Regions from separate parts of the Homo sapiens genome. Here region 2 is linked to region 1. A link is a loop called in an ENCODE intact Hi-C map of the cell type or tissue named here. Cell type or tissue: CD14-positive monocyte. All regions are shown on one strand. Links, peaks and the distances in the headings refer to the core of each region. The heading gives the core; the rest is flanking DNA. Region 1 has its middle 33 kb from the start of PTPN1. Region 2 overlaps PTPN1 (protein tyrosine phosphatase non-receptor type 1).

Evidence for each region. A loop is a pair of places that touch in the nucleus more often than their neighbours do. Peaks named below come from ENCODE experiments on the same cell type or tissue, not always from the same donor. Only the 100,000 strongest peaks of a DNase experiment are listed, where the experiment ranks them.
Region 2: it touches region 1 in a loop (1.8-fold over the local background); 15 of 110 quality-filtered maps call a loop at or near these places.

Annotation. Positions count from the first base shown.
Region 1 is chr20:50,469,568-50,485,047 of GRCh38, reverse strand. It overlaps the pseudogene COX6CP2. Among named protein-coding and RNA genes, the nearest start is that of PTPN1, 33 kb to the left of the region's middle. RefSeq lists enhancers at 1,067-1,176, 1,217-1,266. In CD14-positive monocyte, for the core only: CTCF peaks have their summits at 6,405 and 6,605; a DNase peak (open chromatin) is centred at 6,627.
Region 2 is chr20:50,514,754-50,530,233 of GRCh38, reverse strand. All of the region lies in intron 1 of PTPN1 (protein tyrosine phosphatase non-receptor type 1), which reads right to left. Among named protein-coding and RNA genes, the nearest start is that of PTPN1, 12 kb to the right of the region's middle. RefSeq lists a silencer at 9,559-9,608. In CD14-positive monocyte, for the core only: no CTCF peak of the experiment used is centred there; DNase peaks (open chromatin) are centred at 8,033 and 11,733; H3K4me3 peaks cover 2,659 bases; H3K27ac peaks cover 6,491 bases.

The sequences.
Region 1 (15,480 bases), core at 3,001-11,000:
CTACTCGGGAGGCTGAGGCAGGAGAATTGCTTGAACCTGGGAGGCGGAGGTTGCAGTGAGCTGAGATTGCACAATTGCACTCTAGCCTGGGCAACAAGACTGAAACTGTGTCAAAAAAAAAAAAAAAAAAAAGGAAAAGTGACCATGGATAAAGGCTAAAATTTATAACTCAGACTCTAAGGCCCTGTGTGAACTGAGCCCTGCCCATTTCACCAGGCCACTCTCTGTTCTCCAGTATCCTTTCAGGTCTGGCTACAGGGCCTTTGCACATGCTGTCTACTCTACTTAGGATGCCATTCCTGCTTTCTGCCTGGCTAATGCCTATTGTCACATGGATCTCGTCCTAAAGGCACTTCCTTGTGGGTATGCCTAGATTCTGTTTCCTTGTTACATGTTTTCGTATCTGCCTTTCTTATTTACCACAGTGGTTCTCAACTGGGAGTGATTTTGCCCCCCAGGGGCCATTTGACAATGTCTGGAAACATTTTTGGTTGTCAAAACCAGGGTAAGAATGCTACTGGCATCTAGTGGGTAGAGGCCAGAGACGCTGCTAAATATCCTACAATGCCCAGAACAGCCTACAGGAATGATCCAGTCAAAATTTCACTAATGCGGAGGTTGAGAAACCTGTATCACAACGTAATCAACTAATTGCTTTTTATGGCTGCCTTCCTGTTCCCATCTCACTCCCCCACTTCCCCATCTAGGCTTCCCTTACCCCCTCCTCGCCATGTGTATTTAGCTGTTTAATGCCTCCTTTTCCTGCTAGAGTATAAAGCCTAAGGGGCAAGGATTGTGTCTGTCTTGTTTTCTATATATTGCGTATCATAGGTGCTTAATAAATGTGTCAAATGAATAAAAGAGCAAATGAAAACTATCTTTCATAAAGCACATCTTTAAGGACACCAGAAAGCTTTCCTCTTGACTTCTGTCTTGGTAACTCTAAATATTATTTGGAAAAAAAATAAACAAGGTGGTGGGGAGGAGGGAGAGGGAGAGAAAAGCAGAGAAGAGGAGGACAAGGAGAAAAGGAAGAGGGAGATAGAGAACACTGTCTTTGTAGACTCAATCTGAGCTGGAATTCCAGCACTTAACTGTCACATAGTCAAGAGCAAGTCACTTTCCCTCTCTGAGCTCGTTTTTCTCAACTGTACAATGGGAATCAGAAAACGAAAGTAACTGTGCTAATGGCTGGCAACTACCCTGCACTTTATAAATGTTAGTTTTGTTCCTTTCTTCCTTTCCCCTCCTTCTCCTAAGTTTCCTGGCCAGCATCAGTGCTCACTCATCCTCCTCAGCCCACTCAAGAGAGCTGCCTGAAGCTAGATGGACAGTTCTATAAATGCTGGTGACGTATACCCAACCTCCGGCACCCGCATCTCTCTGCCCAGAGCCTGTGTGCTTCATGTGCGCATGGCAGGTCACATGTGTGGGAAGGGAAGTGTACTGGAGTTGCTGGCCCCGGGCACCACCTTCAACCGCTGAGAGTGGTCATTGCGGATAAACAGCACAGTTTCCCCAACCCTTCCTGAGACAATCTTGCGGTATACTCCACATCATCCCCTGAGGGCCCCTCTGGGACTGTGCCCCAGTTGCCCATAAAGGTAACTAGCTCTTTTTTTTGTTTGTTTGTTTGTTTTTGAGACAGAGTCTTGCCCTGTTGCCCAGACTGGAGTGCAGTGGCATGATCTTGGCTCACTACAACCTCTGCCTCCCGGGTTCAAGCAATTCTCCTGCCTCAGCCTCCCAAGTACCTGGGATTACAGGCACCCACCGTCACGCCCGGCTAATTTTTGTATTTTGTTTCACCATGTTGACTAGGCTGGTCTTGAACTCCTGACTTCAGGTGATCCGCCCTCCTCAGCCTCCCAAAGTGCTGGGATTACAGGCATGAGCCACTGCGCCTGGCCAACTGCCCAACTTCTAACTGGTAGTATGTGCATCTTTTTCTATGAGTTTTTTGGGTTTTTTCTTCTGGTTGTCAGAGTCAAGCAGCCTAAAGGAGGTTGGAGAATGAATATTCCTTCTCTTCTTTCCAGCTGCCTTCAACCAAGGAATGGATAGAGGTGGTGTATAAATACCCCAGCTTCCTGATTGTTTTGCAGTGGGCAGGTCTATGCAAACTTACCCCAAAGTCCAAGGAAGCTGAGAGGCTGAAGAGATGATGCTGACATACTCAGTTCCTTAGAAAGAAACTTTTAATAGAAACTTAGAAACAGATGCCACGTCTGTGTCTCCTGCGGTGGCCAGACAAGATGGTGGATCCCCACTCCATTATCTCCCAGACCCAGGGCTTCTATACCATAGGAGAGGGGTGGTTCAGAAGGGATGTGTAGAACAGTTGAAGTAAGATAACATCAAGGTTGTTTGACCTAAGGACAGGATATAGAGTCAGAACCTGCTCTTACACAAGGAATAATAGATAAACTAGAAATCTTAGAGGCCTTCTTGGAACAGGGGTTAATCAGAAGCCAACATGGCGGATTAGCTTCCAAGATGGAGTTGCTGATCCTTCAGGTAAGATAACTCTGAGACATGTGTTCTACACAGGTGGAATTAAGCTTCACTTGCCTAGGGCAGTAACTGTCTTGATAACTTGCTTAATATTGGTTGTCCTCCTTTCCCTGGGTCTCTTTTCTTCTCTACTCGTATTTCTTTTGCCTTCCAAAGAAGTGATGTGTCCTTGAGTCTTTGTCTCAGGGTCTGTATCTAGAGAATCTAAACTAAGATATGAGGTGTGCCAACAGGGGATTCCAAACTAAGACACTTATCAATTAGATCCAATTGCAAACGGTCTTGCTTTAAATCTCCCCAAAAGAACAGAATGGGACATGCTGTTCTTCAACTAAACAGCACTCCTGTTTACCATCTGGGGCCAAACCACGGGGCTCCTATTCCCTGAGTGGAAGGACCTCATCTTCCCATGGTATTCACAAGGCTCACACCCCACCTTTTCATACATAAATCACCCCCTTTATTTCACATGAACATCTTTGTTGTATTTTGCAGAAAGTTACCCTTACTGAAACACAGAGGACGCTCTGTTGGTAGCTTTGGAAATGGCCCTTGGGGCTCCAGCTGGGAGCATCTCATGTTCTTGTTCCTACGTAGTTACTTTCTGGGGATAGTCACACATGTTGAATGTTGGCAGGGAAGAGTTACCCTAGTCCAACACTTTCATTTGCCAAAAATAAGTTTTGAGGATGGCTGATGGGAAATCCCACAGTGCCTACCAATGGTATCATGCTACTTTATGCTGTTTTCTGAATGTTCTTTCATTTTATAACGTGAATATAATGAATGTTTGCTGATTTGGGGCCACCCTGAATCTACGGCACTCTCTTCCATGCCAAGTAACCTGAGTTTCCATTTGGGAACCACCCCTTCTGGAAGTTCGCTCCATCAGGAAGTTCCCTTGAGCCTGTAACCCAACAAGGAGCATGTGACTTAGCACCAACGAACCAGAGCAGTGGAGGTACAATAACTATGATGATTGGCTAGGTACAGTGGCTCACGCCTGTAATCCAGTGCTTTGGGAGGCTGAGGCGGGGGGATGACCTGAGGTCAGGAGTTCGAGACCAGCCTGGACAACATGGTGAAACCCCGTCTCTACTAAAAATACTAAAATTAGCCGGGTATGGTGGCGGGAGCCTGTAATCCCAGCTACTTGGGAGGCTGAGGCAGGAAAATTGCTTGAACCTGGGAGGTGGAGGTTGCAGTGAGCCAAGATTGCACCACTGCACTGCAGCCTGGGTGACAGAGCGAGACTCCGTCTCAAACAAACAAACAAACAAAAAAACTACGATGATTGGCTTAGAGATGGGTATGTGGCACAGATTGGTTCAATCAGAGTTCATCTCAGGATTTGTTTAGTAGCTACTAAGAAGGCATGCTTTCTCTTGCTCCTCGTGAGCTTAGAGTGGTTGGGCAGCTAACAAATGCACTTGGCTAACTGAACATCTCAATTCCAGAGGAGCTGTTTATTCCCCCAGCTCTCCTGTTGGGTCACCATGGTCTACTGTGTCCCTTGACTGAAGGATGACACAGCTTCTGTCAGGTAGCCTCTCTGTAGAGCTCCCTCTCTCTGGACCTGGAGACCACTTCTTCCTTTGCTCCTCCAGGCCACTGTTACTATGTGGGGGTGCTAAGGACCCCTCTGTTACTATCTAGCTGTGATAAACTCCCTTTGTTACTATCGCTGGAGTGATGCAGCATCCCTGGGTTCTGTAAATCCCACCTACATTTTGTTATTGTTGTTGTTAATTGTTTATTTATCAAGAGAAACTATTTCTTTTTTCTTTTTTTTCTTTCTTTTTTTTTTTTTTGAAACAGTCTTGCTCCATTGCCCAGGCTGGAGTGCAATGATGGCACAATCTCGGCTCACTGCAACCTCCGCCTCCCAGGTTCAAGTGATTCTCCTGCCTCAGCCTCCTGAGTAGCTGGGATTACAGGCGCACGCCACCACACCTGGCTAATTATTTCTCGTATTTTTAGTAGAGATGGGGTTTCACCATGTTGGCCTGGCTGGTCTCGAACTCCTGACCTCGTGATCTGCCCACCTTGGCCTCCCAAAATGCTAGGATTACAGGAATGAGCCACCACACCTAGTCAAGAAACTCTTTCTTTCTTTCTTTCTTTTTTCTTTTCCTTTTTTTTTTTTTTTTTCAGACAGTCTGGCTCTGTTGCCCAGGCTGCAGGGCGGTGCTGCGATCTCAGCTCACTGCAACCTCCACCTCCCAGGTTCAAGCAATTCTTCTGCCTCGGCCTCCCAAGAAGCTGGGATTACAGGCATGCCCACCATGCCCAGCTAATTTTGTATTTTTAGTAGAGATGGGGTTTCACCATGTTGGCCAGACTGGTCTCGAACTCCTGATCTCAAGCGATCTGCCCGCCTCAGCTTCCCAAAGTGCTGGGATAACAGGCATGAGCCACCACGCCTGACCAAGAGAAACTATTTCTTAGCTGACATATTCATTCATGTTTCATAGTTCAGGAACACAAGTCAGTGACAAACTTCTAGATATTTCAACTCAAAGAAATTCTTCATATTCCAAGATCACTTTGTACTCTGAAAGATACCAGCCTTCCTCATCTCAAAATCTTTTATGGAATCATAATTTCTGTAGAAATCTGCGTATGCCTTCTTTCTTGGTTCGGCCATAGCAATCTTGTAGAAAGCTGCAACCACCAGGGATACCATGAATGCTCCAATAATATGAAATCACAGACGCTTAACCAGAAGGCTATGCATTGGAGGTTTTGTCAAAGCACCAGAAGCCATGGTAGTTACTGTCCTTGATAGGTGTGTAAACTTCAACACCAACATCCTTCCCAGCTGTTGGAGAAATGGACGGTCCCCACCTACATTTTATAGACAGTCCATTCATAAAACTCTCCTCCTGCCAGGGCACGGACTGATGTGAATCCACCTAATGGCCCTAGGCAATAGGTGCCTTTATTGTCATCCTTGTTTTACGCATCAGAAACTGAGAGACAGAGAAGCTAAGTGAGCTGCATAAAGCCACAGAGCTAGTAATTGGTGGTACTGATACGGGAGTGGGGGCAGGGAAGTGCTGGGAAGGGAAGGGCGTGGTCCCTGGGTAGGGCTTCACCCCTGGGCCTGTGCCCACGGACCTACGTGAGGACAGGCATTTCTGTTTTCCTGCACGAATGTTGCATTTCCCAAGACCACCCTGGCTTGCCACGCCCCCATCCTATGCCTATAGAAACCCCCAGACCCTAGCAGGCAGAGACACAAGTGGCTGGATGCCAAGAAGAACGCACTGGTGGAAGAAGACACAAGCGACGGCCAGGTGCGGTGGCTCACGCCTGTAATCCCAGCACTTTGGGAGGCCAAGGTGGGCAGATCACTTGAGGTCAGGAGTTTGAGACCAGCCTGGCCAACATGGTGAAACCCCATCTTTACTAAAAAAAAAAAAAAAAAAAAAAAAAAAAAAAGATACAAAAAAATTAGGCGGGCGTGGTGGCAGGTGCCTGTAGTCCCAGCTGAGGCACTAGAATCACTTGAACCCAGGAGGCAGAGGTTGCAGTGAGCCCAGATCATGCCACTGCACTCCAGCTTGAGTAACAGAGTGAGACTAAATCTCAAAAAAAAAAAAAAAAAAAAAAGACACAAGCAACTAGACCTGGAGAAGAAGGAACTGGCATGAGAGCACACCATCAGGCACCGGCAGATGCCAGCAGGCCATCGACCGGTGGAACAACTTGGAGTTTGGCTGGGGTGGTGGGAGGAGAGCCTGGGCCACTCAGCGGCCCAGGTCCAGGGGAAAATCGCCTTCCCACTCCATCCCCTTTGGCTCCCCCATCTGCTGAGAGCTACCTCCACTCAATAAAACCTTGCGTTCATTCTCCAAGCCTACGTGTGATCCAGTTCTTCAGGTACGCCAAGGCAAGAAACCCCAGGATACAGATAGCCCTCTGTCCTTGAGATAAGGCAAGGGGTCTAATTGAGCTAACACAAGCTGTCTATGGACGGTTAAACGAAAAGAGCACCCTGGAACACACGCCCACTGGGGCCTCAGGAGCTGTAAACATTCACGCCTAGACGCTGCGTGGCCAGAGTCCCACACCCTGCCCGTCTGCCTGCTCCCCCTAGGGGTTTTGAGCAGCGAAGCACTGAGGAAGTGAGCCACACCCCCATCGCATGCCCTTCGAGGAGGATAAGGGAACTTTTCCTGTGTCAGTACCAGTGTTTGAACCAACGTCTGTCTGGCTGCAGAAACCATATTCTTCGCCAGTGCGTAGGCCTTGGTACCTTAGAAATGCGGGGAGAGGGACCAGGTTGTGGATTCACTCCTAACTCATCATTAACCTGCTGAGGACCTCAGTTTCCTCATCTTTTTGGTTAAGGACCAGTCCAGGAGTTGCAAACTCAAATGCCTACAGGGATCAAGAAGTGACATAAATGAAGGCAATGAACTGTTTCATTGTTGTGAAGAAACGTATTTTCTCGTTTCTTTTTCTTTTCTTTTTTGAGACGGAGTTTCACTCTTGTCACCCAGGCTGGAGTGCAATGGCGCGATCTCAGCTCACTGCAACCTCTGCCTCCCGGGTCCTGGTTCAAGCGATTCTCCTGCGTCAGCCTCCCGAGTAGCTGGGATTACAGGCATGCGCCACCATGCCCAGCTAATTTTGCATTTTTAGTAGAGACGGGGTTTCTCCATGTTGGTCAGGCTGGTCTCAAACTCCCAGCCTCAGGTGATCTGCCCGCCTCGGCCTCCCGAAGTGCTGGGATTATAGGCAAGAGCCAGCATGTCCCAGGCCTTTTTTTTTTTTTTTTCTTTAAACATATGGCCCTCTTAGTCTATCTTTCCTTTCTCCATTAGCATAGAGAACTGGGCACAGAGACAAATCATTTAGAAACTGCACTTGGCTGACAGTAACAGAGACTTGATTTCAGTGACTTAAACATATTAGAGATTTATTTCTTTCACATAAAACCATGTCTGAAAATCTGCATTCCAAAGAACAGATATGGCAATTCTATGATGTTTTCGGGGATCCCATTTCCTTCCATCTTTAGCATAGAACCTCCCTCCTCAAGGTCACAGAATGGCTGCTCAAACTCCAGCCATCATGTTTATATTCTAGGAAGATTGGCAAGACACCAAAGGGCTTTCTTGGAAACCCCAACATCAACTTCCACTTATCATGCATTGGCCATTCAATCGGGCACTACTGACATTTTGGACTGCATAATTCTTTGTTGTGGGAGGGAGACCTGGGGATTGGAGGGCTGTCTAGCAGTACCCTGACCTCTACCCACCCACCAGATATCAGTAGAGCACTCCCTGCCTCCCTCCCTGCCCCTGTTGTGGTAACCAAAACTGTCTTCCAAGACTTTGCCAGATGTCCTCTGGGGGACAAAATCACCTCTGACTGAGAAACACTGGGCAATTCTTAGCTTCAAGAGAAACTGGGAAATGTTATTTCAAAATTCATTGCCAATAGTGTAGGAGTTTCTATAAGTAAGAAAGAAGTAGAGGTTGGACATATGGATGGCAAATAACAGTCTTGCCCCAAGAGAACTCATTCAGTTTCCTTTTAATTCTACTTAAACAAAAACAGTGACCCAAGAGTGATGATGAACAGTGTCAGGCTATAATAGGGAAGGGTGGGGACTGTGGCACACTGAGAGCCAAGGACCCATCTAAAGGAGGTACAGGATTTTTGTGAGCAGCATTTTACCCATAAGATACAAGTTTGCAACATTTAGTCTATACAATTTCAAAACATGTACTATGGAAAATTTCAAACATCATCTAGAAAAATAGAGTCATATAACTAACTCTCCAGTATCCACCTTCAGCAATTATCCACATTCATTTTGTCAATTTCATCGTAAGCCTTTTGTCACTTCACCAGTAGTTGATACTAAGTTGTTCTTTTTTTTTTTTTTTCTGAAACCACCATGCTATTAGCACACCTTCCAAAATTAACAATGACATCTTACTATGAACCAGGTGATTTTTTTTTCTTTTTTTCAGACAGAGTCTTGTTCTGTGGCCCAGGCTGGAGTGCAGTGGCACAATCTTAGCTCACTGCAATCTCTGCCTCCCGGGTTCAAGCAATTCTCCTGCCTCAGCCTCCCGAGTATCTGGGATTACAGGCATGCGCCAGCACACCCAGCTAATTTTTGTATTTTTAGTAGAGATGGGATTTTGCCATGTTGGCCAGGCTAGTCTTGAACTCCTGACCTCAAGTGATCTGCCTGCCTCGGCCTCCCAAAGTGCTGGGATTACAGGTGTGAGCCACCATCCGTGGCCTATTTTTATTTTTTTTAGAGAGGGTCTCACTATGTTGCCCAGGCTGATTTCGAACTTCTAGGCTCAAGCAATCCTCCTGCCTCGGCCTCCTAAAGTGCTAGGATTACAGGCGTGAGCCACCACGCCCGGCCGTCGATCACTTCTTCAAGGATGTGGCACATGCCTTGAATTTAGACCTGCTAGCACTTCAAGCTGGGCGGGAACTAGGGACTGCCGGGTTCCCACCCACCTCCTGCCATCTCCCTTGTGCTGACTCATTTTTGACCCTGAACTTGTTCATTCACCCAGGCCTTTGCTTTCTTTTGTGCAAAACAAGGAGAACAATTCCAACTCGCCTCCCGACAATGAGGCAGGAGCAGTGTAATTGAAGGACTGCACATGCCCTGTGCACGTATTAAAGTACTTAATAATTACTGCAAAAATAGCAGCAGTGATGAGGTGATTATAAGCCCCAGCAGAAGCCCCGCATAAACAAAGAGGTCCAGAAAGGGCTCTCATGTTCTTAATGTTCTGACTCTAGACAATCTAAGACCCACAGCCCACAGCCCTCCTGGCCCTGAATCCTTACATTTGCCTTCTATTAATACAGGAAGACGTTTTTGGTGGCCTGACAAGAGAAAAGGTTCAAAGTCCAAATTCCCCATTTGTGCCATTAAGGGAGAAAGATATTTTGCAGCTTGGTTCCTAAATTAGAAGATGATTCCCAAATCATCTTCTAATTAAATGTCTCTCTTTATCTCTGCACCTTTTATATTGCTGCTGACACAGCTTTGGAGCCGGGTGGTGCTCAGGGTCAAGGGGAGGCGGGGTGATACATTCCTTTTTTTTTTTTTTTTTTTTTAGCTCACTGCAAACTTCACTTCCTGGGTTCAAGTGATTCTACTGCCTCAGCCTCCCCAGCAGCCGGGATTACAGGCATGCACCACCTTGCCTGGCTAATTTTTGTATTTTTAGTAGAGACGGGGTTTCACCATGTTGGCCAGGCTTGTCTTGAACTCCCGGCCTCAGGTGATCCACCCGCCTTGGCCTCCCAAAGTGCTGGGATTATAGGCATGAGCCACCGTGCCCGGCCAGATGATACATTCTTTAGGTGCACGCTTGGAGATGCCCAAACAGGCCTCTGGCTCCTGCCATGCCCTGCAGAGGACACTCTTAAAATATCCAGGGGACAGATGCTATTTTTGAGGTGCAGCTTAAAGGCTGCCTTGTGGCCCCTACATAATCTGCTGCCACTCTGAGCTTGCTTCAAAATAGATCTTGCCTTGCCTTTTGTGCTTCCAGGAAACTTGGTTTCTCAGTTTTTACTTTCATCACGAGTTAGATTTGCTGATTCTACAAGTCCATATAAATGGCATTAGACAGCCGAGCACGGTGGCTCACGCCTGTAATCCCAGCACTTTGGGAAGCTGAGGTGGGCGGATCACGAGGTCAGGAGATCGAGACCATCCTGGCCAACACAGTGAAACCCTGTCTCTACTAAAAATACAAAAAATTAGCTGGGCGTGGTGGCACGTGCCTGTAGCCCCAGCTACTTGGGAGGCTGAGGCAGGAGAATTGCTTGAACCTGGGAGGCAGAGGTTGCAGTGAGCCGACATCGCGCCACTGCACTCCAGCCTGGGCAACAGAACAAGACTTCATCTCAATAAATAAATAAATAAAATGAATAAATGGCATTAGACAATATGTACTCCTTGGTGTCTGGCTTCTGTTGCGCAACAGAATGTCTGTGAGATTCATTTGTGTGGGCTGTATCAGTAGTTTGTTCATTTTCATTCTTTTAATATATGTGTGTATATATATACATATGCACACTAAAATAATGTATACTAATAATATATTTAGACTATTTTAGTAGACTTCCCAGATTATAGATTAAATAATATATTTGTATATTTGTAATATATTTGTATGTATACATACATATATACACATACATATATATATATAGTAAACATTTATCCATTTATCCATTCTGCTGTGGATAGTAAACATTTATCCATTCTGCTGTTGAACACTTGGGCCACTTCCAGTTTTGAGTTATTATGAATAAAGCTGCTATGAACATTTTTATTTTATTTATTTTATTTTATTTTATTTTATTTTATTTATTTTATTTTTGAGACAGAGTCTTGCTCTGTTGCCCAGGCTGGAGTGCAGTGGCACGATCTCGGCTCACTGCAGCCTCTGTCTCCCGGGTTCAAGCAATTCTTCTGCCTCAGCCTCCCTAGTAGCTGGGATTACAGGCATACACCACTACGCCCAGCTAATTTTTGTATTTTTACTAGAGACAGTTTCATCACATTGCCCAGGCTGGTCTCAAACTCCTGGCCTCAAGTGATCTGCCCACCTCAGCCTCCCAAAGTGCTGGGATTACAGGTGTGAGCCATCGTGCCTGGCGTTTTATTTTTTATTTTTATGCCCTGCCCTTTTCCCACTCCCCACCCTCACCATGACCCTAGGCGGGGTTGGGGAAGTGGAGAGAGAGGGGGAAGTTGCCACTCAGATGTTTATTGACTTCTCAACCTTAACACACCCCACCCTGGGGTACCCAAGCGAAATCTGGGCCCCTTTCTCTAGCCTTCCCAGCCCAGTAGCCTCCATAGCCACCCATGTGGCCACGTAAGCCAGAATTCAGCCTTGAGTCTTCCTTGAGTCTGCTCTGTTACCCCTCCTGGGCCACATCCAACTCATCCATTGCAATTTCAAACTGTCTTCAATCTGCCTGCTCGTTTTCACCACTGCCACCTCTCAGGTGCAGCCACCCGCTCCCTGTCCCTCCCTCAGGGAACTGTCCAGCCTGCTAATCAGTCTCCTGACTTGCGTCTTGCCTTCCTCCAGTAGTTTCTCCAAATGGCAGCAAGATGCTTTTAAAATGGAAATCAGATCATCTTCTTTTGAATGTCTTCCCACTGCATTTGGACTCAAGACCAGACTCCTAAGTGGTGATCTACAAGGCTCAGCAGCCTCAGGCCACCACTTGTCACATGTCATCCTTCCCAGGCACACTCTTAGTTCCTGAAATACACCAACCTCTTTTTCAGCTTGGGGCCTTTTGCATATGCTGTTCCTTCCCACAATCAGTTATTAGTCCATTGCATATCTTTCTAAGATGGTTTATGCATGTACAAGCAAATGTGAATATATATTCTGTTCCTCCCCATTCCCTTAAAATGTTATGCGTCCATGCTGTGTGTGAATAAATCTGTAGGATGAACTCCTAAAAGCAGAATTGCCTTGGTAACAGCTATGGTCATTTTAAACTTAATGAATAATGCCAAAGTCCTCTTCATGTGGAGTCGCATCAGTTTGCGTGTGCTCATTTTCTGACACCCTTACCAACACAGTGGATTGTCAATTTGAGACTTTGGTTAAACCAGTGCAATGGTGGGGGCGGGGTGGTGGTAGGAAATGGTATCTCATTTCTCTTTTTATACATGCAATTGAGCTTTTTTTTTTTTAGTCGGAGTTTCACTCTTGTTGCCCAGGCAGGAGTGCAATGGTGTGACCTTGGCTCACTGGAACCTCCGCCTCCCGGGTTCAAGCGACTCTCCTGCCTCAGCCTCCCAAGTAGCTGGGATTACAAGCATGCACCACTACACCTGGCTAATTTTGTATTTTTAGTAGAGACAGGGCTTCTCTATGTTGGTCAGGCTGGTCTTGAACTCCCAACCTCGGGTGATCCGCCCTCCTCGGCCTCCCAAAGTGCTGGCGTGAGCCACTGTGCCTGGCCAAAACTGAGCATCTTTTGGTATGCTTAAGAGCCATTTGCTTTTTCCTCTTTTTGATCTTTTTTTGACCATTTTCCCACTGATTTGTTGGTCTTTTCTTTTCTTTTGAGACAGGATCTCGCTCTGATGCCCAGGCTGGAGTGCAGTGGCATGATCATGGCTCACTGCAGCCTCAACTTCTTGGGCTCAAGTGATTCTCCCACCTCAGCCTCCCCAGTACCTGGGACTATAGGCATGCATCACCATGCCTGGCCAATTTTTGTATTTTTTGTAGAGATGGGGTTTTGCCATTTTGCCAGGCTATTCTCGAACTCCTGGGCTCAAGCAATCCACCCACCTAGGCCTCCCAAAGTGCTCGGATTACAGGTGTGAGCTACCGCGCCTGACCTAAAACATTTGTTAATTTGCCCTTCTTCTCTCACCCTCTAAGATGTTAGCTCCTTGAGGGCAGGGACCACACACATCTTGTTCACCATTGTATTCCCAGCAGCTTCCACAGTGCCTTGCACACAGGAGGTGTTCATGGTGGACATCTGTAGTTGTTTACACCTTCTTTTTTTTTTTTTTTTGAGGTGGAGTTTTGCTCTTGTTACCCAGGCTGGAGTGCAATGGCGCAATCTCAGCTCACTGCAACCTCCGCCTCCTGGGCTCAAGTGATTCTCCTGACTCAGCCTCCTGAGTAGCTGGGATTACAGGTGCGCACCACCATGCCCAGCTAATTTTGTATTTTTAGTAGGAACAGGGTTTCACCATGTTGGCCAGGCTGGTCTTGAACTCCTGGCTTCAAGTGATCCACCCACCTTGGCCTCCCAAAGTGCTGGGATTACAGGCGTGAGCCACCGCGCCTGGCTGCTTCTAGAAAATTTTTATGCCTATGCGAGTATATTTATATGTATATGCCAACATATTGTTTCACTTTTCATTTACAAAAATGATTCTACTATGCATTCTGTTCTGTCCCTTCACTTTTTCATTTAGTAATATCCTCAATCAATGACTCAGAGGAAAATGGATGAGGGATATGTACACACAAGTACACAGAAAAGGAAATACAAATAGCTCATAAACATGTGAAAGGATGTTCAACTTCCTTTATAATAAGAAAAATGCAAATTAAAAGTACACAGAGATCATTTCTCGCCTATCAGATTGGCAAAAATCCAAAAGTCTGATAACACACTGTGTTGGCAAGCCTGCAGGCAAAAAAAAGCACTTTTGTACCTTGATGGTGGAGGTGGAAATTGGCACAGTCCTATGGAGGACAATTTGACCATATCTGTTGAAATGACAAATATATATACCCTTTGACGCAGCAGCCACAGATTCTGAAAATGTATCCATCAGATATTCTTGCTCAAGTGCAAAATGACATATATCTGGGATCATGTTTAGAGCAGAGGTTTATTGTCTATCTCCCTCATTAGAAGGGAGGACCTATGAGGGCAGGAACCTTGTTGGTCTTGCTCCCCCATGACTGCCCCAGCTCCTAGCACTGTCTTTGAACATAGTAGATGTCACAAAGACACCCCTCACTCAATATCTACATGCTCCTCTACCTTTCCCAGCCTTCCTTGCAGTAAGGTTGAAAGTACATGGCTCATTTATGCCCAATGGGATATGCAAAAGTGATGGAAGCTACTTTCAGGTCTGGCCGTTGAAAAATTCCATGTTACCTTCTAGCTCTCTCTTTGCCTACAGTGTTCATCTCTAAGACTTCCTTTTCCAGATAAAGAAGGTGAGGTAGGAGATCAGTAGGACTTATTTTCCAAGCACAAATCACAGCCCTGCTGATCAAAACAGGATGCAGTAAAGAAACTCGCTGAAACAAGCAGATGGTGACAAAAGTGACCTCTAGTTGCCCTCACTGCTCATAGCATAAAGACACTCCCACCAGCACCAGGACAGTCTGCAAATGCCATGGCAATGACCTGGAAGTTACCTTATATAGTTCTGGGAACCCTCTGCCACTTTTCTAGAAAATTCTGAATAACCCGCCCCTTCATTAGCATATAATTAAGAGTGGGTATAAATATCGGTAGCCCTGGTCTGCAAGGACTACTGCTCTGGGCTGTGGTCTTTGCTGCTGTTCTGGGCTGCTCTGCCTATGGAGTAGCCCTGCTCTGTCTACGGAGCAGCCCCTCTGCTGCACACTGCTGCTCTAATAAACTTGCTTTCTTTCACTGTTGGCTCACTCTTGAATTCTTTCCTGAGTGAAGCCAAGAACCCTCCCAGGCTGAGCCCTGATTTTGGGATTCACCTGCATCAGCCTGTTCCAGATGGAGAAAAGTACTCAATTTGTATCATAATGCAAAAGCAAGAAATGAACCTTTGCTGTATTAAGTCACTGCAACGCTGGCTTTGTCCCTGCAGTATAGCCTATTTTATTCTGACTAAAGTACTGTAGTAGGTGCTCAATAAATACTTGTTGAATAAATGTAAGCTGTAATGATCATTCTTGTGCCCTGGATGAGCTACCATGTTGCTGGGTACATATTTAATACTTTGGTAGATAGCACAAACTGTCCTCCAGAAAGTTTGCATCATTTTTTTTGTTTGTTTTACGTTGTTTGAGACAGGGTTTCACCCTGTCACCCAGGCTGGAGTGCAGTGGCACAATCACAGCTCACTTTAGCCTTGACCTCCTAGACTCAAGTGATCCTCCCACTTCAGGCTCCCAAGTAGCTGGGACCACACACATGCACCACCACATCTGGCTATTTTTTTTTTTTTTTTAATTTTTTGTAAAGACGAGGTCTAGCTATGTTGCCCAGGCTGGTCTCGAACTCCTGGGCTGAAGTTATCCTCCCACCTTGGCCTCCTAAAGTGCTGGGATTACAGGTGTGAGCCATTGCACCGGGCCAGTTTGCATTAATCTATACTCCCACCAACAGACATAATGATAACTCACACACAGAGATCTTGCTCTGTTCCAGGCACTATGCTCAGTGCTTTGCACATATGAAATA
Region 2 (15,480 bases), core at 4,771-12,770, 43 kb before region 1:
ATTACATTCACGTAAAGTTCCAGTTAAAACAAACCTAAAAAAAAAAAAAAAAAAAAAATCAGCCAGGCACAGTGGCTAAGGCCTGTAATCCCAGCACTTTGGGAGGCCAAGGCAGGTGGATCACCTGAGGTCAGGAGTTCAAGACCAGCCTAGCCAACATGGTGAAACCTGTCTCTACTAAAAATACAAATATTAGCCAGGTGTAGTGGCACCCGCCTGTAATCCCAGCTACTCCAGAGGCTGAGGCACGAGAATCGCTTGAACCTGGGAGGCGGAGGTTGCACTGAGCCGAGATTGAGCCACTGCACTCCAGCCTGGGCGACAGAGCAAGACTCTGTCTCAAAAATAATGATAATGATAATAATAATAAATCAAATATAACAAGAAGCCAAACCAACACTAAAAATCCCTTTTTCACAAGAATAGACATGTCATCAGCTCAAAGCTATAAAGCCCAACTTGCCTAGTCAAGAACAAGTTTTTGACTAAGTTTATGTTTATATCTTCCTTCTCTATTCAATTAATACCATTCATTTCACAAAGATCCAGGAGATGGGGGGAAAGTTGAGATCCACAAATAACAGAATAATCTTCAGGGCTGAACTAAGGATAATATATTAAGAAAAAAGTTAAAAACAAAAACAATGATTTGGTTTCAGACGCAAAAGTGTCATCTGCTCAGAACTTTTGCTATAAACTTTCTGGCAAGATCAAAATCTCAGGAAATTCCAAACCAGTAAAAGTTTAAAGACAAATTACTTAGGAAAAATGATCTAACTTTGGAGACCCAAGCATGCTCCTCCCATTGTCATCCAGTTTTTACTTTTATATTGGACTACCAAACCCACCACAAAATCATAGCTAACAAGAGCTTTGCTTCCTGCAACTTGAAAAATCTCTGGCTTTTAATAAATGCCTCTATTTCCTGTCAGCACTGGTCAGTCCCAGCTACAAAACCTACGAAGTTTGAATGAGAGAGACTCTCTCATACCACTGATGTCTCTCATACTTGGCCAGCACACTGGAACATAAGACTAATAAGCCACAGGGAAACTACCTCTCCAGAGTGGCATGGTCTGTGCAGGGCATGGAGGCAGGGCCAGCTGATGAAGACATGGACTGCTTCGAGATAAGACTTAGCTCCATCGAGCATTAACATAACTGGGATCAGATCCACTGAAACGAAGTCCAATTCCATGCAAGGCACCATGAGGGAGCCACCAAGCATTACACACAGTTCTCGCTGAGAAATGGTATACAATCTCATGGGGGGAAAACACCACATACAGAAAATTACTATAAAAAGGAACAGAGAAAACAAAGTGTAAAATCTAAATTGATCCTGGGTAACACATGGTTCAACACAATACCATCAACTCAAAGCCTCCCTAGCAATCACGGTTTCCAATTCATGAACCTTCTAAACAGCATTCTCATCTATTCATTCAGGAACTACTTATTGGGTATTTTCTTTCTTTTTTCTTTTTTTTTTTTTTTAAGATGGAGTCTTTTTTTTTTTTAAGATGGAGTCTCACTCTGTCACCCAGGCTGGAGTGCAGTGGAGTGATCTCAGCTCACTGCAACCTCCACCTCCCCAGTTCAAGTGATTCTCCTGCCTCAGCCTCCCAAGTAGCTGGGACTACAGGCACCCGCCACCACGCCTGGCTAATTTTTGTATTTTTAGTAGAGACAGGGTTTCACCATGTTGGCCAGGCTGGTCTCAAACTCCTGACCTCAAGTGATCCGCCCACCTCAGCCTACCAAAGTGCTCGGATTACAGGTATGAGCCACTGCGACTGGCCTTGTTGGGTATTTTCTATATGCCAAACACTATATTGGGTACTAAGAGATACAAATGACTAGAACAAAAGCAGCCCCGCCCTTTATAAGACTTGATAGATTACTTGGCAATAGGTAAGTAAACAGGCTATTACAGAGCAATGCGTGTTATTACAGTATACTCAGACATGGTGCTATGAAAGGAGGCCTTCAGAGGGCCATGGGAGGACCTAGACAAGGCAGTTAACTTGGACCTGTGGAAAGGGGAAATCAGAGAAAGCTTCCCAGAAGAAATGTACAAAATGTGACTGGAAAGAAGAACGAGAATCAGTTAAGTAAAAGGTAGGATATTCCAGGCAGAGGAAACAGCATATGCAAGGCTCCATGAGAGGCAAAGACCACCACAATTTCAGGAACAAAGTGCCTCTGAAGGCTGTCCCATAGTGCACAGTGTATGTGTGCACACTGAATTCAAGGGCCGATGCTACATCCTGGGTGAGTGAATGAGATGGCTCAAAAAGAACAAAAGGGCTAAATGAAAGCAGCAGATTGGGTAAACCCTGTAGGAACTCCTCAAGTTGAGGAACAAACAGAGAAGACACCGATGAGTAAGGTCTAGGACTAGCTAGAGAAGCAGGAGATATAAAAGAAAAGGAAAAAATAGAGTTATTAAAACAGGGAAGGGAATATTCAATATGCAAATACAGGTCTACCACACTGAACTGCATTAAAATTAGGATGCAAAATATCCACTGTATTAGTAACAAGGAAGCAGATCTTGTCAAGAATTATTTCAGGCCAGGTGCGGTGGCTCACACCTGTAATCTCAGCACTTTGGGAGGCTGACGGGTGGATCACTTGAGGCTAGCCTGGCCAACATGGTCAACATGCCAACAAGCCTGGCCAACATGGTGAAGCCCCATCTCTACCAAAAATACAAAAAATTAGCCAGGCGTGATGACAGGCACCTGTAATCCCAGCTACTCAGGAGGCTGGGGCAGGAGAATCGCCTGAAGCCGGGAGGCAGAGGTTGCAGTGAGCCAAGACTGCGGCACTGCACTCCAGCCTGGGTGACAGAGCAAGACTCAGTCTGGAAAAAAAAAAAAATTATTTCAGTGGCTTGGTAGCATAGAGCCTCACTTCCCTGGAAGATAAACACACAGAGTGACTGGAAGATGAACGATGGGCAGAGTGACCTATTTACTTCAAAAATTTCAACCAGAGAAGGAGAGTATAAAGCAGTGGCTGGAGGGGCCGTCTCGGCTGGAGGAAGCTGAGAACGTTGAACTGGCATACATAAGATGATAATAGGGAGGGCCTGGGATCCATTCCTCGAGAGTCACCAACCCCTTATTGCAAGATGCCTTGAACAGGTGAGATGGGAAGGGGTCAGGAGCGCAGACTCTAGGAGCAAAGGCTCCTTTTCCCCTGTGAGAGAAATGAGGTGGAAAGGATGGCAGGTAAGCTTTAGATCTGATGGCCAGATGCTGGGGGAGACAGATTTGGGATTAAAGACTGGATTTCTAGGGGCTCAATACTGGGGGATTTTTTTTCCAGCAGCGCTTAGGAGCCTGGGCCCAGGAAGACAAAGACAGGGGAAGAGCCTGCTCCAGGGCTAGAGGTGGTAGGTAAGAAGATGGACACAAGTACAGTGGAGAGGCAGCATCTAAAGTGACTGACCACAGTCTCAGATGCATAAGGAGGGAAGTGAGGAGGCTGCGGTGGGGGGAGGAGAGAAACAGCTGGAAATCTGAATAAAGGAGAAAACCCAAACTAGAGAAAGCAACTGAGCGAGGGAATCTGGCAGCACAGAGGCTGTAACTAGAGAGCAGAAGGTCTGAGCTTAACAGTAGGTCAAAGGTAGAGACTATCTCAACTGCCAGGGAAGGAAATAGCTGGAAGAGAGGAACAGGAAGTTCCCTGGGACATGAGGTGATGATGCTGGGTGGGCTGCCCAAATGCACTGACATGGGCCAGGGGTGACAGAAGCCTTGATATGGAAAGACAGGTTGTGAGCCAGGTAAACTAAGGGGAGTAGGGAATGCTGCAAACAGGCCCATTTAAAATACAACTAAGCTGGGCATGGTGGCTCACACCTGTAATCCCAGCATTTTGGGAGCCCGAGGCGGGAGGATCACTTGAGTTTAGGAGTTCAAGACCAGCCTGGACAACATAGTTAAGACCCTGTACCCCACCAAAAAAATCATTAAAAATAAAATTAAATTAAATACAACAACAGAAGGCAAGCAATTAAGCAATTCCCCACTATGGCAATTTATTGACTAGAAAGCTTAAGTCCTAAGATACATACATGCATACAAATACATACAGTGAAAGAGAGAATCTGCACGCGCACACACACACACATACACCCTATGTGCTCCCCCGCACCCCTCAGGCATTTTCACTCTCCTCCGCAAATCAGAAAACAAAAGCATAATCAAACTGGGGTCTTCTGCAGAGTTTGGTCTTCTATCCAGGATGCCTTTTTATCACTCATTATTACTCATCCCCTTCTTCAAAACTGCTGCCTCCCCCTGCGACAGTGGCCATATAACGGCTACACTTCAGTGATTCTGTCAAGGAGCTTATGAACTATGGTTCTTTTACCCCATATATCTACTTCTGCCACATGTTCCATGGTATCCACTCAGTGACACATAAATGACTCCAAAAGAAAACAAGAAAGAGAAAAAAAAAACTCATCATTCAAAAAAATAGTCAAAATACCTTTTTATTCTCCTTTGTCATCCATTTTTAAGGAAAACCTTTCCCCTTTCAGACGTTTAAATGATTTGTAGTCAACAACTATCAAAAAACAATCATCAAAAAAAAAAAAAAATCAAATCCAGGACTACTTCTGTATATAATCCTCATAGCTAGAATTAGAAACAGGAAAAAAGGGGAGATGTTTTCACAATTTCAGTGGTTTGCAGACAGCTAGTTCTGTTATCTATATGGCATATATGGCAGAGAGACTGCTTCTATATGGCAAGCGAAGAATTTAATAAATGTGTGAATGGTAAACGGGGAGCAATCAGGAAATCATTCAGAATTAATCAACATAATTTTTGTATTTAAATTTAAGTAACCAGGCCAGGTGCGGTGGCTCACGCCTGTAATCCCAGCACTTTGGGAGGCCGAGGCGGGCGGATCGCCAGAGGTCAGAAGTGCGAGACCACCCTGGCCAACATGGTGAAACATTGTCTCTATTAAAAATAACAAAAATTAGCCGGCTGTAGTGGCGGGTGACTGTAATCCCAGCTACTCAGGAGGCTGAGGCAGGAGAATCGCTTGAACCTGGGAGGCGGAGGTTGCAGTGAGCCGAGATCGTGCCATTGCACTCCAGCCTAGGCAGCAAGAGCAAAACTCCATCTCAAAAATAAATAAATATAAATAACCATAAAAATATCAGAATCTGTAATCTGAAGTGTTACAGTACCTAAAAATTCAGTCTTATCACTTAGCCATTTAAAAGTAAGATAATTATCAGTACACTTGAGTTTTTTAATAAGGTACTTGACTTGAAAGAATCACTCAAAGCTATCTGTGTACTGAGAATTGCTAATAAGAGCACATAGGCTGGGCATGGTGGCTCACGCCTGTAATCCCAGCACTTTGGGAGGCTGAAGTGAGTGGATCATGAGGTCAGGAGTTCGAGACCAGCCTGACCAACATGGTGAAACCCTTCTCTACCAAAAATACCAAAAATTAGCTGGGCGTAGTGGCAGGCGCCTGTAATCCCAGCTACTTAGGAGGCTGAGACAGCAGAATCGCTTGAACCCGGGAGGCGGAGGTTGCAGTGAGTCGAGATTGCGCCACTGCACTCCAGCCTGGGTGACAGAGCGAGACTCCACCTCAAAAAAAAAAAAAAAAAAAAAAAAAGACCACATAATGGGATAAACCAGCCAACATCATTGAAAATATCCCTTAAAATTCACAACAACTAAATGAGACCTTTATTCTCATAGTGGCAGCTGCAAGTCAGTGAACTAGGCACATGTTTTCAATATATTCCTAGTGGGAAGGCTAAAACTTGAAGATTCTTTTAAAAAATCTTTACATATTAAAATATAATTTTTTTTGTACAAATCAAAGATTATCTGCATACATACTTGGATAAAAGTTATCACTTCACTTCAATGAATCCTGTACTGCCTGCCTACTAATTACTGTGCACTGTTGTTGGTGTTCTAGGGCTACAAAATTTACAATGAAACAAATATCACCCTCCTGGAGAAGACACCTACACAGATGCCTTCACTATCTGGTCGCATGAGCTCAAGGCCATGATGGAATAACCTCCACTAGGCTACCCTTCTGGAAGCGTTTAGAGGCCATATGGCAGTCGAGGTTAAAAGTAATGGCAGAGGAAACATGAAAAGGAAGAGAGGAAAAATATATACAATAAGAGAATAATGCATATGCATTGTGTGAGGGGGTAGCAGAGAAAGGTTAAGACCAAAGAGGAAGGAAGTGAAATATGATCTCACCCTTTCAAGCCTAGGTGACACTTAATATGAACAGAGACGGACAAGAAGTCAATCCCAGATTAGGGAGAGACTCAGAGAATATACAGGCTCACTCCTCCTTGCCCTTCAGAACTTCAACTAGATATTACCTTTATACACTATCCTTTATTTGTTTTGCCTGCTCCCAATCCCAATTAGATACCTTTTCCTGAGCATCCCCACAGCACCTGGAGCCTAGGCCTGTAAGAGCTCTTATCACTGTGAACTGAGATTATCTTTATTCAGCCACTTTGTCTGCTGGACTACTGAACTTCCTAAGGGCAGGGACCAAGTTTGTCTTCCTCACCACATATCCCAACTGCCCAGCACAGAGCCTGGTACCTAGTAGCTGTTCATGTATTATTTTTTGAATGACTGAATCAACAGACACTGGCTGCAAGGAGCTTACAATCTAGACGAGAAAAGCAAATGAAAGATTGACAAAAAGCTTCAGAGAAATTGGTCCTGAGTGGTTGGTTTTAATTTCACATACACAAAAAAGTATAAAGCAGCCATGCTGTCATGCCATATGATCCCGGAGTGCTAAAACACTGAGCTGGTTTTGTCCTTTTGGGAAGGGTTCTCTGAAGCTTCGGAGCATTCTCCGAATGTTCTATATTTAAACACCCCACCACCTACCAGATGCTTCCCTGGACGTCCTCTAACAACATGGTCACAACCAGATCACCATCTTCTTTGCACACGTTCCTTTTCCTGTGTCCCCACCTTGATGAGGGGCTGCATCTTCCATCTAGCTATTTCCCTAATCTGGAACATTCCTCCCGTTTCCTCTTCTTCCCCTTCCCCCACATTCGATAAATCACCAAATCCTCCTGATCTGAGACGGTAAGGCATAGAGACTAAAAATACAAATACCTGGCCGGAGGCAGTGGCTGATGCCTGTAATCCCAACACTTTGGGAGGCCGAGGTGGATGGATCACCTGAGGTCAGGAGTTCAAGACCAGCCTGGCCAACATGATGAAACCCCATCTCTACTAAAAATACAAAAAAAAAAAAAAAAATTAGCCGGGCATCGTGGCAGGCACCTGTAATCCCAGCTACTCGGGAGGCTGAGGCAGGAGAATCACTTGAACTCGGGAGGCGGATGTTACAGTGAGCTGAGATCGTGCCATTGCACCCCAGCCTGGGCAACAAGAGCAAAACTCTGCCTCAAAAATAAATAAATAAATACAAATACCTTTCCCTCTGGAGAAAGGTACAAAACTTAGGACAAAGACCTTGACTGGGTTATAATGGTAAAGAATCATCCTTATCTATTGCTTGTTCTAATTTGCCATACACAACATACCTCTATAGAGTAATAGGTGTTCAAGAAGGATCAAAGAAAAAGCATGTTCTACAACATAATATGTACTTTTGTTGCTAAAAGGGAGAGACCTTTAACAAGATACATTCCTCCCTGCAATGTATGTATTTATTTTATTTTATTATAGCTATGAGGATAAGGTAGAGCAACCATTTAGTCATGAAGTTGGACACATGACAAATGGTATCACTCCTGACCAAGTCACAAAGCAAGTCATTAAAAACCTTACTTCGTAGCCGTCTCAGTGCAAGCATATTTGGTCACCTCATTCTTTTATCAGCCCCCATTAGGCCCACCCAATGTAACTTCAAGTTGGTCATCAAAAATAGTTCCTGGAAATAACTGAACATGGGACAGAAATACAGCCACACTCAGTTGCCTGAGGTGGGAAAAAATGGTGGTGGCTTCTAACTTCCTCAAAATAGCAGAAGGAGGCTGAGGATAAAGAGAAAAGAGGAAGGGCGGGAAGGGAAGGAGTACCTGGCCAATGATTTTATCCTAGACTTTACTGTCAAGGGCACTCCCTCAGGCCACCAACCCTTTAGCCCTTTGCTTCAATTTTATCTAACGATAATATACCAAATACCTACAAGGCCAAGCATCACATAACATTAACATCAAGCTTGACGAGAAAACTCAGCTTGGGGTAGGGGTTGCAAACTCAAGTGCTAGGTAGTGTACACCGACAAGGACAGTGTGACCCACTGTGGGACTGTGGTAAACTCTGCAACGCACACATGTACATCCAAAAGGAGTTGTGTCCCTCAGTCCAGCAGACCACTGCCAGTGTAAGCTCAGACGGTGTGATTTTCAGATTTTTCAAGAGAGGCCAGAATCCAGAGTTGCATGTCATTTCTCCTGATTCATTTATAAACAATGGCACAAATTAAACTCTTCTCTTTTTTAAAAAGCATTGCGTGAAGCAAGCAAAATATGACTGTGGGTGGCCAATTTGTGACATCTAGGAAAGAGGTTAGAAAACTAGGCAAAGGTCAAAAACTACAAACTCTCTCCTCCTATGTCCTAATAAATCGGGGAGGCTTAGCACAATCCCCTGTCTCTCTTCACAGCCATGTATGTGGAAGCTGAAGCAGTGGCCACACTGCCATAGTGCTATTGTGAAGCTGAATCCAGGACACAGGAGAAGACTGAGGGTCTGGGACCTCATTGTCCTCCTGAAACATTTCCTGCTGTTATAGACCAATTGACAGTATATAATAAACAGCATTGCATGTAAAGGACTTTGCACAGTGCCTGAGGCACAACACAGAATTCAATAAATGTTAGCTATTAGTGGGTTTTATCCTGAACAAGGGTAGAACATGCAGCAGACTGTTTCTCTCTCAAATGGAAGATTTTTTAGTCCAATTACAAAATCCAACATTCCTCTTTAGACAAAAGAAGAATTTCAAAAGGAACTACATTCATCCATGTGGCATTCAGGAATTTTAAAATATAATGTGACTTATGCCCCCACAGGGCATTTTATTATTTTTAAGGAAATAATGGGTTTTTTTCAAGTTTTAATTTGAGTTAATATGAAATTTTAAAGTTCTGTCCCACTTTTAGATTAGGGGGATCAGGCACAGCCATATAATGCTACCATATCTAGCATGAGTAAGGCATGAAGCCCCAATTTTTCCAGAAAGATCACCCCACCCTCTGGTCTTCTCCTGTGACCATGTCTTTGTAGAAAGTTACATCTAGGTAATGCTATATGGCTGTCTAGTCTAGTCTAATGACTACATTTTACAGATCCTGTATGCAACTCCTCAAAATCCCACAACAGTCAAAGGCAGAGTCAGAACCCAAACCCAAGTCTTCTTCTTCCTGAGTCGTCTTCTTCCATGACCTCACATGTCCCCTCCTGTGAGTGCACATGCTCAGGGTGGCTGCTTCAGGGGAGCAGGGCAGCTTGAGACTAAAGCTCTGAAACACAACTGTTCTGTGTGAAACTAACCAGTACTGGAGACAGATACAGGCACCTACCCTTAGGAGCAAAATGTTCTATCAAGCAAGGGCACAGGCTGGGGAAGGTTTCCTATACACAGCCCAGCAAAGCCTTGCTTCAGTACATTGCAGGCGTGGTCATAATCTTTTACAAATCCTCTAATATCAACTGTGCCTTTTTAACCACTAGCTTGGAACAAGAATTTCATACCTGTATGAAAGAATATAATTTACTTGCTGGAAAAGTAGAAGTGTCACAAAGCAAAGAAATCACTTAATTTTTTTTTTTTTTTTGAGACAGAGTTTCACTCTTGTCCCCCAGGCTGTAGTGCAATGGTATGATCTCGGCTCAATGCAACCTCCGCCTCCCAGATTCAAGCGATTCTCCTGCCTCAGCCTCCTGAGTAGCTGGGATTACAGGCATGTACCACCACGCTCGGCTAATTTTGTATTTTTAGTAGAGACAGGGTTTCACCATGTTGGTCAGGCTGGTCCTGAACTCCGGACCTCAAGTGATCCACCCACCTCGGCCTCCCAAAGTGCTGGGATTACAGGCGTGAGCCACCATGCCCGGCCGGAATCAAAGATTTTTAAATACTGTCACTATGCTTCCAACTGTCCAACTTCCAAAGTACTGAGAAAATATTTTTTGAAATGTAGCCAAGTATAGAATATAGACTGTGTCCTACATTCAAAAGTTGTCTTTCTAGAAAGCATGTTTTAATGGCAAAGGATACAAAGCAAGCTGTAAAAAGAGACTAAAATTAGCTCAAACCACAAATAACCTAACATACTTATCACTTCCTTATGATCAACCTACAAAAATCAAACTTTAAAGGCACTTACAAAACTAAAGGTGGGAGGCCAACTGCACCCTTTAACTTCGCTATACCTTTCCTCCTTCTAACATGGACCCTGGCACATAAACACTGCCAAACGATGACACTGTGTTAACGTGAAGGCAAGCACCAGGGAAACTACGGGAGCACAGTTTTGCCCTGTAAATAAAACAGCATGTACCATGCAGTTCTTAAGTGGTTAGAAGGGTAACTACCTCCTCAAACTGAAGATGGGAAATGCAGATGAAGGCCCACACCCATCTTCAGCTGCATTTCACAGACAGCTAAGGACATACCACGCTCCCACTTCAAACAAAATATTCTTCCATCTTCTAAAGCCATCTATTTCCTACTTTCAAAAGCAACATCTTCCAAATCTATTGGGAAACCAAAAGTTTGTTACCATTCGAGTAGTGGAACAAGTTGCAAAATGAGGTTTAGTTGACAAATATGTATTCATGGGTAAAAAAAAGGCACTGGGTTTGTTAAACTACATCTACTTTTTCAGTGATTCTCTCTCTGAGTGTATTAACTATGTCTGATAAGTTTTGTGATAAATTTTTTGGAGAAACTTCAAGCTCACAAAGGATGAAAACAAGTGGTTAAGGATGAGTACAGAACCTACCAATACCACTGTGCACACTCCAATACTGTTACTCAAACTTTCAAAAGCATTTTCATTAGCAGGTAGAGAAATAGGGGCAAGTAGCAGACCTGGGTAGTTATTTGTGGTGTGAACAGACCAAACAAAATACTGATAATGGCACTAATATTCCTAAGATTTATTCAAGAAAAACTGTCAGTAAGACATGAAGGAATATTTAGAAATGCTCAGAAATGACACCATGATAGGTACATAAAGGGCCCATTGAAACCCAGCATTCTAGGGATGTGGATTCTCAAGGAATATTCAAGAGCAACCTTTAGGTGTGGCTAAACCAGGTTGTATTCTGGGGACTGCTCCAAAAATTTGGTTTTATGCTTGTATAAACCTGATGTAGCTTAATGTAACTTTCTGATCTTGGCCCCATTCTGCCTCACCCCACCTCGGAGCATGATCCTTAACACTATGGCAACAGGGAGGTGGCGTCCAGGTAGTAGAGAACAATAAGAGTAATGCTCTTAATTCAAAAGTGCTGTCAAGATACAGTTCAGTTCAGAGTAAAAACAACAAAGCAAAACAATGACAACAACAACAACAAACCAAAAAATGACATATTCTCTCCCTGCCCCGAAAAAAAAATTCACTGGGTACCTTCTTAGAGGCCTCTTTTCTCTGTGCAAAAGTTAGCCACAAAAATATTTATGACTCAGTGAAGGCGTATTTTCCCTTTATCCTTACAGAAGCAAACTAAGCCCTGACTATTTGAAAAGTGAAACAGTAGTTAACAGCGACAAATGTTCAAACATCAAGGAGAGTTAAAGCTAATTTACCATGTTATGCTAAATGCAGTTTGCTTATTTGTTCTCTTGAGTGAAGTTATATTCAGAAGTGACTTCATCCTTAGACATTTTTAAGTAACTCACGTTCTTAAGAGAACTCTATTTGGAATAATTACTTGATGTTCACTTTCCTGTAAGAAATTCGCAATAGTGTACAATCCTGTAACCGGGGCCCATCTGGATAAAAATTAGCTAAGCTGTTTGCTGTAATGTAACGTAGTGACTTTTAAGTAAGATTCTGCAAAAGGAAGAGAAGTGCCAATAAAAGATCCATTAAGAAAGGAAAAAAGTCGAAAAACGTTTCTTAACAGAGACAAGGGAAGAGTTTTCCTTTTCTAATCACTAAGAAATTTTTAAAAATTATTTTGAAAGCCTAGTTTTGCTATGCTCATCTTATCTTTGCAAGTGATGTTGCTCACCCACAAAAGCCACAAACACAGCCGAGGCTTCCTTCTTCATCTGTAAAAGTAAAATATACCTCAGTCTCTAGGAAGAAACATCTGAAAAGTAAAGAGAAGGAGACAGGGACACAAGCCTACTTGGGACCCAAAACTTTACTTCAAGTGGTTAATCCTCAAGAAGGATTTAGAATTTCCCAGCACTAGATTCAGAGTAGTAAAGAATACGTTTATTTCCCAGAGAAAATGCAGACCTTAAGTGTCCCTTTGCCATGTTTACTCTGAGTCCATATTACAGAGCTGACTTCAGAGCACTAATTCTATCTAATTACCATAGGGTATCCATAAAACCTTACTGCCTTAGTAAAACCATAAGCACTCAGTAAATCGAACGATGTCATACGTTTTTCTCTTAAAAAAAGGGCTGGGCCGGGCACAGTGGCTCACACCTGTAATCCCAACACTTTGGGAGCCTGAGGCAGACAGATGGCTTAAGCCCAGGAGTTCAAGACCAGCCTGGGCAACACAGCAAAATCCCATCTCTACTCCAAAAAAATACAAAAATTAGCTGGGCGTGATGGCACATGCCTGTAGTCTCAGCTACTTGGGAGCCTGAGGTGGGAGGATCACTTGAGCCCAGGAGGTGGAGGTTGCAGTGAGCCAAGATTGTGCCACTGCACTCCAGCCTGGACGACACAGCAAGACCCCATCTCAAAAAAAATATTAAAAAAATAAACTTTAAAAGGACTGAAAATCATTTATAAGTACTTGGTATTATTTTATTTGTAGTAGTGTGACTTGTACCAAAGCCCAGAGATCAATAGATTTGATGGCTACAGTTTTCTTTGGCTGTTTCAGGGCAGGAGGGAATCTTCCATGTGAAATGGTCTTATTTTCAGTTTTCATACAATCAAAATTTACAAGCTGTCAGCAAGATACTCATGATTATGTCAAGCTGCTTTGAAAAAGGAGAGGGCAGCAGCTATTAAACTCTAAAGACCATTTCTACACAAAGTAAAGCATTATTTCTAAAATGCTGGAGACTTAGGTACTTTCTTCTCAAATATGGCAGATGTGTAAACTATCATATTATTCAAATGAAACTTAGACCAGATGTAGGTTTCTTCCTAAAATTACAACATAAAGGGCAACTATTCTTTGCATACCTAGTTAGGGTTGAAGCTTTCGTAAATTCTCAAGAATCAGTTCCTCTATCTTTTACAGGAAAAGCCACCCAATTGCTACTTGAGAGAAAAACTGCAAAAGCATAGCGTACGTGTCAGGGCTACTCATTTTCCACATTACCAAGTCAAATGAACTCTATTTATCAAAAACATTTCATGCCCCTCGGGAAAAAACACCCCATTCTTTTGAGTTGTTAACTATACTCACAAAGCTCCTATAAACTTTTGAGCCTAATAGTACCCAACCACACCTTACAAAACTGAGTAACTGCTGCAGTTTTTACAAGGATTATTCAGGAACATTAAATTGTATTTGTGAGTACATTAAGGATTTTTATTACTTGACCTGAACTTAATGATCAGTTAGTCCAGGATCATTTTTACAAGGGAGAAACCAAAACCCAAAGAAAGTAAGGGACTCACTCAGCACTGTTAGTATGACAGCTGAGACTGCAACTATACCCAGACACAGGGGACACTAGAAAAAGCAAAACATGAAACTACTCTCTTGCCCCTAAGGGTGGTCTGATCAAAGGCCAAAGAATGTCATTACCATTTATAGTTTGAAAAAAAAAATCAAAGACTTGGTAACAGTCGTTATTTTATGGAGAACTATATTTTATATCCCAAAATCAAAAAGTATTTTATGAACCAACCACATGCAAAGGCCCGCTAGGCTTGTGAGAACCAGTCAGGAGGGATGAGGGAAGAGGAATTCAACAATTCTTAGAGAGACAAACATATTACCTCCAAGTTGCCTGTAAAGTTCACCGTAGGCCAAGCACAAATTTATTGTTATATTTAAAGCTTCTGTGAAACAAATCAGTGGTATCAGCTTCTACTGGCTAAGAATGCCAGCCTTTCTTCCAAAGCCACTGCAGCAGGCAATACTAAATTACCTCATTAGGCCATGACTCAAAATGTGGTGGGGGCCTTCTCCCAGAGTGACCTCTACTATTGGTACTAATGTGGGCTAATCTATTTGTTTCCATCATTGCCCCCCTAGAGTGGGAGCCAGGAACATGTTTTGTACATCTTTATACCATCAGGCTAGCAAAGTACTGACCATCAATTCAATCCCAACTCTTGTTAGGTACCTACTCTGTGCCAGGAGCAGAGGACTTCAAGATGAATGAGAAAGATACAACAGGTGGCCTCAGGAAGCTTGGGCTCCATTGGAGATAGACCTGGGATATAAAGTAGCAGCTACAGCTGGGCACAGTGTCTCATACCTATAATCCCAGCACTCTGGGAGGCCAAGGCAGGAGGATCACTTGAGCCCAGGAGTTTGAGACCAGCCTGGGCAATATAGTGAGACCTTGACTTTATAAAAATTTAAAAAAAAAATGTTTGTAAAGACGCAGCTACAATGACAGCAGGGCTTTAGAAGAGATATGTGCCAGCTTGTATGAAAACACACAGGTGACGGAACAAAACTCTGGTGCAAGGAAGCACACATTCGAGCTGGAAGATGCAAGCTAGATTGAACGGGAGAGGCATCCTCAACAAAGTGCTCAGCAATGGTATAGAGGAATGAAGGGCGAGGATGAGTTTGGAGAACGCTGCCCTTTCTTGTCTGGCTAGAATGGAAGCCACATAGGAGGGAAGGACTGGAAGCTGGCTGCCATGCTAAAGAGGAGTTTGGACTTTACAAGTGTTATGAAAGAATCAGAAGTAGTTGCAGAGGAGTGAGAGACTCAGATCTGGTTTTAGAACAATGAATTACTCTAGTGATGATGGGACCATATTAACGGGTAACCGGCTTCACTCATTTCTGCAGTGTGAAACTAGAAACCATTGCAGGCTCATAAGCAACATCTGAGAACCTAGACTACTAGTGTGGTGGAAAGGATGCCATAGTGACCAACCAGTGAAATGTGGCAGAGGGAATCACCAACTACTCCAAAGTCCCCAGCCCTCCTGGATACTCAAAATGTGAACATGGAATGGCTGGTGCCAAACTACATCATCTGGGAACAATGACCCAGCTAGAATTCCAATTTTCCTGAATATGGGCAGCATAAAGTAACATGCCCAGCCGATTTGCC